2 separate regions of the Mus musculus genome follow, and region 2 is linked to region 1. A link is a contact called in ENCODE POLR2A ChIA-PET data. All regions are on one chromosome and are shown on one strand. The core of a region is the stretch at or near the end of the contact, and the rest is flanking DNA. Distances in the headings are between cores, read along the strand shown. Region 1 has its middle 2.9 kb from the start of Mir7671. Region 2 holds the start of Slc22a5 (solute carrier family 22 (organic cation transporter), member 5).

Region 1 (4,897 bases), core at 604-3,103:
TGGACCAATTGACAAGCCCCACCCAGCAGCACAGGCCACCATCTTCTCCCTTTCCTCTGCCATACCCACAGAGCCAGAGTGCAAAGGACGAGACCGAGCAATCTTCGGGTATCACATTAGCCTCGAGCTGCGATCACCAATTACTAGGGCATTTCTGGGGCAAGCTGAGGCCTTTTGACCTCTTGCTCTACTCTCTAAACCATGTCCCAGAACGAGAGAAGGCCTGGGGAAGGCCCAAAGGCTTCATTCCTGCCTCTGCTGCCTCCCAACCACACTCAAATTCCTGTCTTCTGGTTCTGATCAAGATACCCAGGATTGGCAAACCCTGACTTACAGGGGCTCATGAGATGGTCAGAAGATTAAAGCGCGTCTGCCAGCTGCCTACCTGAGTTTGAACTCTGGCCCCTCATGGTGGAAGGAGAGCCTCACTCTGCTAAGTTGTCCTCCAACTGACACACACATACAGGGTGGTGGGTACCTTCTCTCATCCTCACATAAATCTGTGAATGTGATTGGTTTTTTGTTTGTTTTAATAAAAAAGTCAAAACAAAACAAACCAGAGTCACACCCCTGATCCTCCACGGAGGGTCCCTTAGAAGCGTCTGCTGCTACCCTCCCCACCTCTAGGGTGCAGCAGGGTCTTGGACTAGGGTGAGGCAGTCACAACAAACTTTTAAGGAGGCACTAACTTTCAGGCACACACAGATGTAGAGCTGGTCCCTGCTTCCTTAAAAATGCTGATTCCCAGATTGCCTCTCCCTGGAGGTCTGGTGGGCAATCCTCCTCTGCAGCCTTGGAGCGTTTCTGAGGCAGCCAGGACAAGCCATGTGGGAAAAGGCCTAAATTCCAGGCCTTTCTCTGCTGTCCTCCCCCAACGAAGGCCTCTTTTATCCCTTGGTCTGTGGACTTTGCCTCATGCTTCAAGCCTGGTTAGACTGATACTTCCTCAGAGGAGCCATCTGTGAACACTGGCTGAGGCACCCTGTCCCCACCCCTTCGGCATCTGTCTCTTGGCCTCACACTCCAGGTATGACACATACATGTAAGCGGAGTACACTTGGACCTTCTGTGGGAGGTAACCAAGTTCCCTCTACCCTTACAGACTTTCTATATAGGCTAGTGATGGCTGTCTTACTGAACAACATAACCCACGGTCAATCAGACGCATTAAGTCTTCAGACTGGAGTCCCCGCTCTACAAGAAGCTGCCTAAGTCACTGACTGGCACCCCGGCTCACACACGGCTGTCCAAGGCACTCTATTCTATTCCTGTGGAATCTTAAGGCATGGGTTTTGCTTCCTGAGAATGACAGACGAGTCACTACAGGTCCCCCCTGGCTCACAGCTTCTTCTCCCAGCATGCCATAGTTCATTCTGGCTTCACTGATAGAGCCCAGTCCTCCAGGACACTCCCTGTGCAGCACTGTGTGCTGGTTGGCTGACAAAATGATCCTCACTGTGGCCTGTCACTCATCCAGCGGGAAGCCAGCAAGTCTTTCTTCCTGACTCTCCAGGCAGGGTGGGTGTGGGGGCCTCTGACAACCTCTTGCCTGCTGCCAGACAGGTGTTTTTTGTTTTGGTAGTGTATTAGATTTGTAAACACGCGCGCGCGCACACACACACAAGCAAGCAGCATATGGGATCGTGGGGAGAGTTCAGGCTCAGGCTCGGAAGGTAGAGTGGGAGTTCCTTCTGTGGGTCTTAGAGAAAATGGGTAGGAGGTTTTAGAGCTGGAGCCGGCCTGTCCCTGTGTCCTGGGTAGCAGCAGGTGGAGGGGGTGAATTCCTGGGGAGGAAGCATCTCCACTAGTAGCCTTCTGATGACCCTTGGAGTCCAGTGATCTGAAAGCTGTGAGCTTCCTAGGGGAAGTGAGAACGGCACCTGGAGCCCCAGCGACGGCGGGGCGAGGGATTAAACACAGAACTGCTCCCCGTAGGGGGCTTGTTATTTTCTTCCCAGTAAACAGAGGCTGCCGCCCACACCCGTCTGGTCTGAATCTTAACACTGGGGTGGAGAAAGACTGGAATCTCGAAAAAGGACTGGAATCTCGCACGTCGGTCTTAATTAGTCCTCCCTTCAGCCAGTCCTTCCAGGGAAGGAAGAGAGCCACTTAGCATGAACCTAAAAGCCCTTGTCTTCTGTTCTTTTACCTTGACGAGGGGGTGGGGGTGGGAGTTGGGAGGGGTGAAAGGGGGTCTGGGGGGAGGTGATGGGAAAGGGAGCAGAGGTCCCGCTGGAACAACAGAGCAGAGCAGAAACAACCCCAGTGCCACGCAGAGAAGCCTCACTCTTCATTCCCTACTACCGGGGCAGCGTACGTTTTTTGTAGAAATTATTTTATTGTTAAGATTATCTCAGGGAACATGTACATACTGCTAAGACCTGCTGAGTTCACCATCTCCCTGCCCTCGCAGTGATCCATTTATCCATCCACCCACCATCTATCCACCCATCTCCTCATCCACTGTCCCATCCATCTACCTGTCTCTCCTCCTACTCATCCGCCTGCCTATCAGTCTAGCCTCCACTCTATCCATCTTTCTCTTCATTTATCCCTCCTACCCACCCATTTATACATCCCCTACCCTATCCTCCTATCCACCCTCCCTCCAATCCATCTTTCACTACTTCCCATAGGGTACCTGCTTTATGCTGGCCCTTGGGGATACAGTAGCAAGCAGGATGCACCTTCCTCTTGTCCTGTTCCCCCACACACACATACACAAATATGCCCCCTAGTGAAACCCAGCACAGACACTTTTAGGCCTGCTCCCAGGCCTGTTTTATGAGCTAGGGTCAGTTGGTTCTTTAACTCAGAAATACTGGCTCAGTGGTAATGACACTTGCCCTTGTAGAGACTCCAGGTTAGGATCCCTGCACACAGCCTGAAACTCCAGCTGCAGATAATCAGGCACTCTCCTCTGGTCTCTTTTTGAGCACTGTACACACACATGTTTGAGTATGTTACATACACACACACACACACGTGCAAGAGGGGGCAGGAGAGGAGCAAGAAAATACATATACATATAAAAATGATCTTAAAAATTAAATCTGAAAAAAAATAAAAAACAAAGCTGCCTCACCACGAAAGGGGGTACAATAAAACATTCTCTCTGGGGCCCCCTCAACTGCTGCCATGGCAGCCAGGCACTCTCATCTCTGGGGCAGGCCCTGGCATCGGGATTCCCAGGCTGAGTCACCAGGGTCTGCGGGCATAGCACAAGCTCCGCTCTTGCAGAATTTAGAGTTTCCTTAGCCCTCTTGCAGGCATGGCAATCCTGAACCTGGCTGGAAAAAAGCAAAGGCCATCACTTGACCTATCTGCCTGCCTCCCTCTTGACAATCTGCTTGTCTTCAGATGGTCACCACTACTGCCAGCCCCGACCCCAGCTCTTCTGGACCAGGAGGGGCTGGAGGTCTACTGAGTTTGATTCCTGCTTTTCTGAAAGCCATGGCTGCAAAGAGGGAGATCCAAGGATTTAAGGAAATATACGCTTTGGGGTGACCCTGCCTCCCTTGACCCCAGATTCTTCTTTGGATTGAAGATGCAAGGGAGGGAACTATACTCTGACTCCCCCAAAACACCATCCTGGCCCTTCCCTGCCAAGCTTCCTGGCTCAGATTCAAACCCAACCCACAGCCATCCATGGCTGCAGGGAGCTCCAGCCTCTGAGGACAGAAGGAAGTGGCCAAGCTCACAAATCACATTCCTTAGGGATGAGAACAGTCTGCTAGCTGCCCAAGGACCCACAGGAGGGTAGGGCTCAGTCACTCACGAAGGGGCTGAGTCCACTCCTAGAGAGGGACTCTTCTTTCATCTGCAGGACCTGACTGGGCAAGGGGCCAGGGGACTGGATCCAAAAGTCCAGTTCCACTCCATGCCTCCAATTCACTCAGCTTGACTGTTGTCCCTGTGCCCGCCTCTAAGTTTGGTTGTTTCTAGCCTTGAGCTTAGCAGGCTGGACAGGACGGAAGGGCGATGCTCTTCTTGAGCATGTCCAGAGAAATCTTCCCAATGGATAAGGAAAAGAGCGAGCAAAGAGTGGATATGAACCAACACAGTTGCTGGTACCCGTATCCCAGCATTTAGGAGGTCTGGAAGATGAGAAGATCCTGAGGTCCAGGCCAGCCTCAGCTACCCAGGAATTTGAAGCCAGCCTGGGCTACTGGAAACCCTAGCTTGCACACAGGCATGCATGGACACACATGTACTGGAGATGATGGGGCTAAGTTACTAGTGTCTGCCTAGCCTGCATCAAACCCTGATACTGCAAAGACCAGGCAAAGTCACCCACATTTCAAAGGTGGTAGCAGGAGGATCACAAGTTCAAGGTCATACATACTCAGCTCCACCCTGAGTCCAACAGTCTCAGGTATGTGAGACTTTGTCTCCATGCAAAGACAAACAATAAAACTCAGGACTCAGGCAGGAACAGTCATTCCTCAGGTATCCCTTGACTTTGTGGTCCATCCTCTGCTGGTGGACCGACCGACAGACAGACACCATTACACCCTGTTCAATGATCCCTCTGCTGTTCTCCTTTGAGATCCCCACCTTCTCTGGGAACAACAGCCCCAAGAGAACTGGGCAGGTGCTCTGAGGTGGGGCTTTTCCGGGGTTGGTTTTCCCCGGTTCCCACTGGAAGTTCCAGCGAGCTGCTGGCCAGGGACTTTGGACACGTGCCCGTCCCGCTGCCTGCTTTGGAGCAGAGCTCAGCGGTTCCGGGAAACTCCTCGATTTCCTTGTTGCCTCCACGTTGGCAAGAAAGCGAAACTCAAGCCCCGCCCCTCCTGCCCAGGCCGACGGAACCTTGAGAGTGGGTGTTGGGAACTAGGGCTCCGAATCCCAGCTAGTTCACACACCTTATCGCCAGGGTACTGCGAGTTATCTCAGC
Region 2 (4,897 bases), core at 882-3,381, 130 kb after region 1:
CCCCTTTTTTGGGCAGCCAAAGCAGATTTCAGGAATTGATGTGTCAACCCCAACAGCCTCTGCCATCACTTGCTTCCAAGCACTTATGAGTTTGGAGCTTAAGATGTAGAACAATTGACAATCCCTTCTCTGTGGACTCAGGGGTCAAAAGCACTTTACTATCTCAGTAAATACATTTTTTGTTGTTGTTTTGTTTTTCAAAATAGAGAACTTCCCTATGTAGCCCAGGCTGTCCTAGAACTCAACTCTGTAGACCAGGCTGGCCTCCAACTCCTAGAGTTCTTCCTGCCTCTGCCTCCTGAGTGCTCAGACTAAAGGAGTGTGCTCCATCACTGACCAGGCCCTTTTTTGTTAGGTAGTGATACCTGATCCTGGCACGATGTCACTTAAGTTAAAAATCCCCAATGGAGCTCAGATTTCATTCTTACTACTTATGTAGTAGGTAAGCACAGGTTTGAACACATCTAACCACAAACTCCCAAAGGAAACAGACAGTGACTCTTGTGGGGATACTCTCTGACTCTACTCTTGAAGAATGATATATACCTGAGAGCCCCTGTAAGGAGGGAAGCTCAGTCTATACCTCCAAGAGTCTTAAATGCCAAACAGGTACTCCTAGCTTCTCCCTACTGCTCCTGAAACCATTTCTTGATGTTGGATCTAGACCTAAGGGCTAACTAAACTCACCAAGAAACTATCTCCAACTGGCCAATCCCAATCCCTGATACTCAATGAACCAGTTGCTCAATAGTATCACAGAAGATTCTTCTCATATTCTGCATATTCAATACTGCTGAGCCTCCAGGAAACTACAGTTGGTGCCCAAGTCCCCAAACACATCCACATGCACCATTAAATGGCCTGCCACACCCCCAGCAGAGTGACTGAGAAATGTCAAAGTCACCCAAGAATAAAGTGCAAGGGGATGAGGAATTAGGTTTCCATCGCTTTTCAGAGTAACCTTACATGCCTTACCGAACCTCTCCAGTGATCTTGTCCCAGAATACTGTGGAAAAGACTCCATACCAACAAGTCACCCTGGATAGATCTGCAGACACATGGGTCCTTAAGAAGTAACAATCCATCGCGGGCAAATGGAAAACAGTTTCTCCTGGGGCATGGCAAGCCTTCATTTTGGGATGAGGACAGGTGAGGGAAGAAAGAATAACTCCAGAAAAGGTAGAGAGTTTGGAACACACGTTTCTTTAACTTTAAAAAGTTCTGCAAAGAGTCTTTCCTTTCTGAACAGAGGCTAAAACTGTGGCCTCTTCTCTGGAGCAAGTCTGAATCCGGCCCCTCTGAATCACATCACTACCTCGAGAAAGTCCCACCCCTCAGGGTCTCAGGGCATCTCCTAAGGGGCAGAACCTTCTGGACTCTATCTTCAATGGGACCCTATGGACGGATGGTCTGCCAGACACTTGTCCCCTGAGGGGCGTACTATGGCTAGAAGTCATCTCATAAAATGTTCCTGGGCCACCTGACTGGAGGATGCTCATCAGCCTGTGCGTTGGACGAAGGGCTACAACCGTCGCCGCGATGTCACCAGACCCTGATAGGGGGGCTGTCACCTACCTCTGTCACGATGGTGGACAGGAAGACGTCCTTGTCGTACTCCCAGCCATCCAGGCAGCTCTCCTGCTCCAGCTGCTCCAGGTCCACGTCCCGCCCCGGCTCCAGCCCTAGCTCAGAGAAGTTGGCGATGGTGGCCAGTCGGTAGCGGCGGCATTTCTGAGGCACCTGTCGTCCGTCCTTCGTCTCCAACGGGATACTGTGGTTGCGCCACGCGCTGCTCAGGTTCACGGTGTGAGGCACAAGGCAACGGTGCTCCGGGGTCCCCGCCAGGAACACGATGGACATACCATTGAAGCCATTGGGGATGATGCTGGCGCTGAGCAGGAAGAAGATGAGGCGCTGGAAGGGCCCCCACTCGCCTAGGAAGGCGGTCACCTCGTCGTAGTCCCGCATGCCGTCCTCAGCCTCCCACAGCGCCCGTATGGGAATAAGGGGACACCGTGGCGCGGGAGACGGGGCGCTGAGAGCCTCTGCGTGCAAGGCTCGTGAGTTCCCACCGACGCCTCCGACTCGGCCACCGCCAACTTTACATAGGGCCTGAGGGCGGGGCGGGCTCTGGGCATGGGCCTGGGCCGCAAGGCCCGCCCCGCCGTCCCGGCTCTGAGGCGCGGCGCGGCGCGGCACGGCGGGGGCGGGGCAGGGGCCTGAGTGACGCACAGTGGGCGCCGGCCATCGGCCGCGCGTGCGCCTGAGGCGGAGCCGAGCTAGGACTCAGAACTAGCTGGGCGGTACAGAAGGCGGGGCTGAACCGGGCTTCAGAACTGTCAGCGAGGGAGGGGTGTGGCTTCATTCGACCACGCCTCCATAGTCTCTACGGGGCCCGGGTTGGGTGAACACTTCTAGTTCCGCCCAGACTGGAAGACTGAGGCGGGGCGTCTGTGAGCCACGCCCCTAACAGGTCCGCTCTAGGGGGCGGAATTGGGTCTTTTCAGGACACTTCCTGGAGCAGGTTCCCAGGGTGCCCTTCTCTTGAGGGAAAGGGTGACTTTGAAAAGTTTGTGTCCAAGGCCATCCTGGGAAGACCATTCTGGGTGTTCAATGGAAAGAGGCTTAGAATTTAAGCAGTAAACAGCCCACCTTCTCAAATTTTTGTTGTGGTTGAGAGATATTGTGAACCTCGGAGAGTCTCATTGACAACGACAGCCTTTGTTGCAGTTTTTCCTGGAAAGACTGCCATCTTTTGTGGCTGCGGAGATAGCTCAGCTAGGACTCTCTTTAAGAGTCCAGATTGCTCCTCCAGAGGACCTTGGCTTGCTTCCTAAAAGGCATAGGGCAGCTCACAGGCCCAGTAGGCATGCACTCGGCACATTAGACAAAACAGACTTGCAGGCAAAACACTCATACACATAAAATAAAATAATAGTTATATATATTTACATATAATATATACATATATTAAAAAGGGGTGGATTTTGAGACTGGTGATGAGAAAGGTGGCAATGAATTTTAATTCCCAGACTATTATGTTCTTAAATTATTTTGTTGTCTTTTGATTTAAGAAATAGTAAAATTTTGACTTCAAGATTAAGGATCTTAGTGTAGGATTAATCTCTCAGATTTGTAATTTTTACAATTAATGCAGGAGCCAACTTGTTAAAAAACCAAAACAAAAACTTACCAGAGTTTGTGGCAAAGGACCTTAATCAAGTCTGGTCTTTATAGCCAGTTCCAGGTTCTCAAATAAACAACAACAACAAACTTTACCATGAAACCCATTATTTTGTCCTAGTAATATATTCTAAAAACCAACAACACCCAAAAACAAAACAAAAAACAAAAAACCGACCAGCAACTGTATGATTCTGAAGCAACACTGTCTAATAAAATAAGAAGTTACCCTTATAATTTTATCTATATTTATTTTTTTGAGATGAGTTTTGCTATATTGCCCTGGCTTGCTCAGTAGCTTTGACCTCAACTGACCAACCGTGCTCCTCAGCATTGCGGTGGAACAGGCAAACATTGTAACTACAATTGCTTTAGTAGCTGTTAGTAACTTTTCTGGTTACAGAGACAAAGCAACTTAAGCGGAAAGGGTTTGTTCGGCTCAGTAGTCAGAGGGTGGAGTCAGTCACTCCCGGAAGGCTGGGTGGCAGGAGTCTGCTTGTCACAGTCGCCTCATTCAGGAAGCCAGGAGAGAGAAATGCTGGCGCTCAGCTTGCTTTCTCTCCTCTTACTTAGTCCTGAACCAAAGGCCATGGAACAGATGCTGCCACTCTGAGGGTCACTCTTCCCACTCCAGCTAACGAGATCTAGAAGCTTCCTCACAGACACCTAGAGGTTTCTCTCTTAGGTGATTCTAGACCCTGTCAAGTTGACAACAATAATTGTCACAGCCATATTAATAAAATGTCCAGATCTAGTAAATAAAAATTTTACGTGGTCAGATTCAAGTTTTGCATAAAGAACTAACAATCTGAATTATAGTTATGTATTGGCATATGCAGGGACATGTGAGGTTGAGATATAAGTGGCTGCCCTGTGTTCTTCCTCCCTGGCAGTGCTCATAGTAGAAGCCTTTAGAGCTGGGGTGTTGCTCAGTGGGAGAGTGCTTGCCTTACACACACCAGGCCCTGGATTGGATCCCAGCCGTGTAAGAAAAGCTTTCCTTTAAAAAGTATGGAATTAACCATAACAATATGTGTAACCTGAATGTATCAGGAACATTATTATTTCAGTAAACCAGTTTCTTGTATCCTTGTATTAATAAACATTTCAAAAGAATACAAAGCTTCTATCAAAAGAATGTTAACTCATGTCCAAAAAGCAAGGTAAAATTAATACAGAAATTTATTTATTAAAAACCATTAATCCCATTTTTCACACTAAGTATTAGCATTCCAGCGTGTATTTAAAGCATATTTCAATTGACCCTGGTGAGCCACACCTTTGAATACTTTGCAGCTACATTTAGCTACATTTAGTTAGTGATTACCTAACTGGATGATACTTTTTTTAGATGGGATTTCTCTATGTAACCCTGGCTGTCCTGGCTCTCTCTTAGTAGACTAAGCTGGTCTTGAACTCACAGAGATCCACCTAGCCCCTGCCTCTGAAAGCTGGAATTAAAGACATGTGCCACTACCGCCTGGCAGAATTTAAGAATTTAAACATTATAAGCTATTCCGGTCTTGTGAAAATGCCATTTAAAGATTTTGTGTTTTCTCCTCTTTTTATCATTTATTTTATTTTATTTGTTGTTTTTTTGTAGTCCTGGAGATTGAACGTAGGTCATATATATATATATTTGTCTGCTTTAAAAAAGCAAAATAGAATAACAACAACAACAAGAGAATACAATCATGATAGGGTTTAGCGCAGT

The links. ChIA-PET counts read pairs that join two places held with the same protein, here RNA polymerase II (POLR2A).
Region 2: POLR2A ChIA-PET joins it to region 1 with 22 read pairs in Patski. The contact joins the promoter of Slc22a5 here to the enhancer-like site in region 1. POLR2A ChIA-PET finds 5 or more read pairs at or near these places in 3 of 5 experiments (Patski and embryonic stem cell).

The regions. Positions count from the first base shown.
Region 1 is chr11:53,758,270-53,763,166 of GRCm38, forward strand. No RefSeq gene overlaps it. Among named protein-coding and RNA genes, the nearest start is that of Mir7671, 2.9 kb to the right of the region's middle. Within about 2 kb of position 1,854, at least 2 of the 3 ENCODE cell types and tissues checked have a DNase peak (open chromatin) inside an H3K27ac peak, as active enhancers do.
Region 2 is chr11:53,889,572-53,894,468 of GRCm38, forward strand. Slc22a5 (solute carrier family 22 (organic cation transporter), member 5) reads right to left here and starts at 2,132. Exons shown (of 10, transcript NM_011396.3): 1 at 1,576-2,132. The coding sequence starts at 1,968.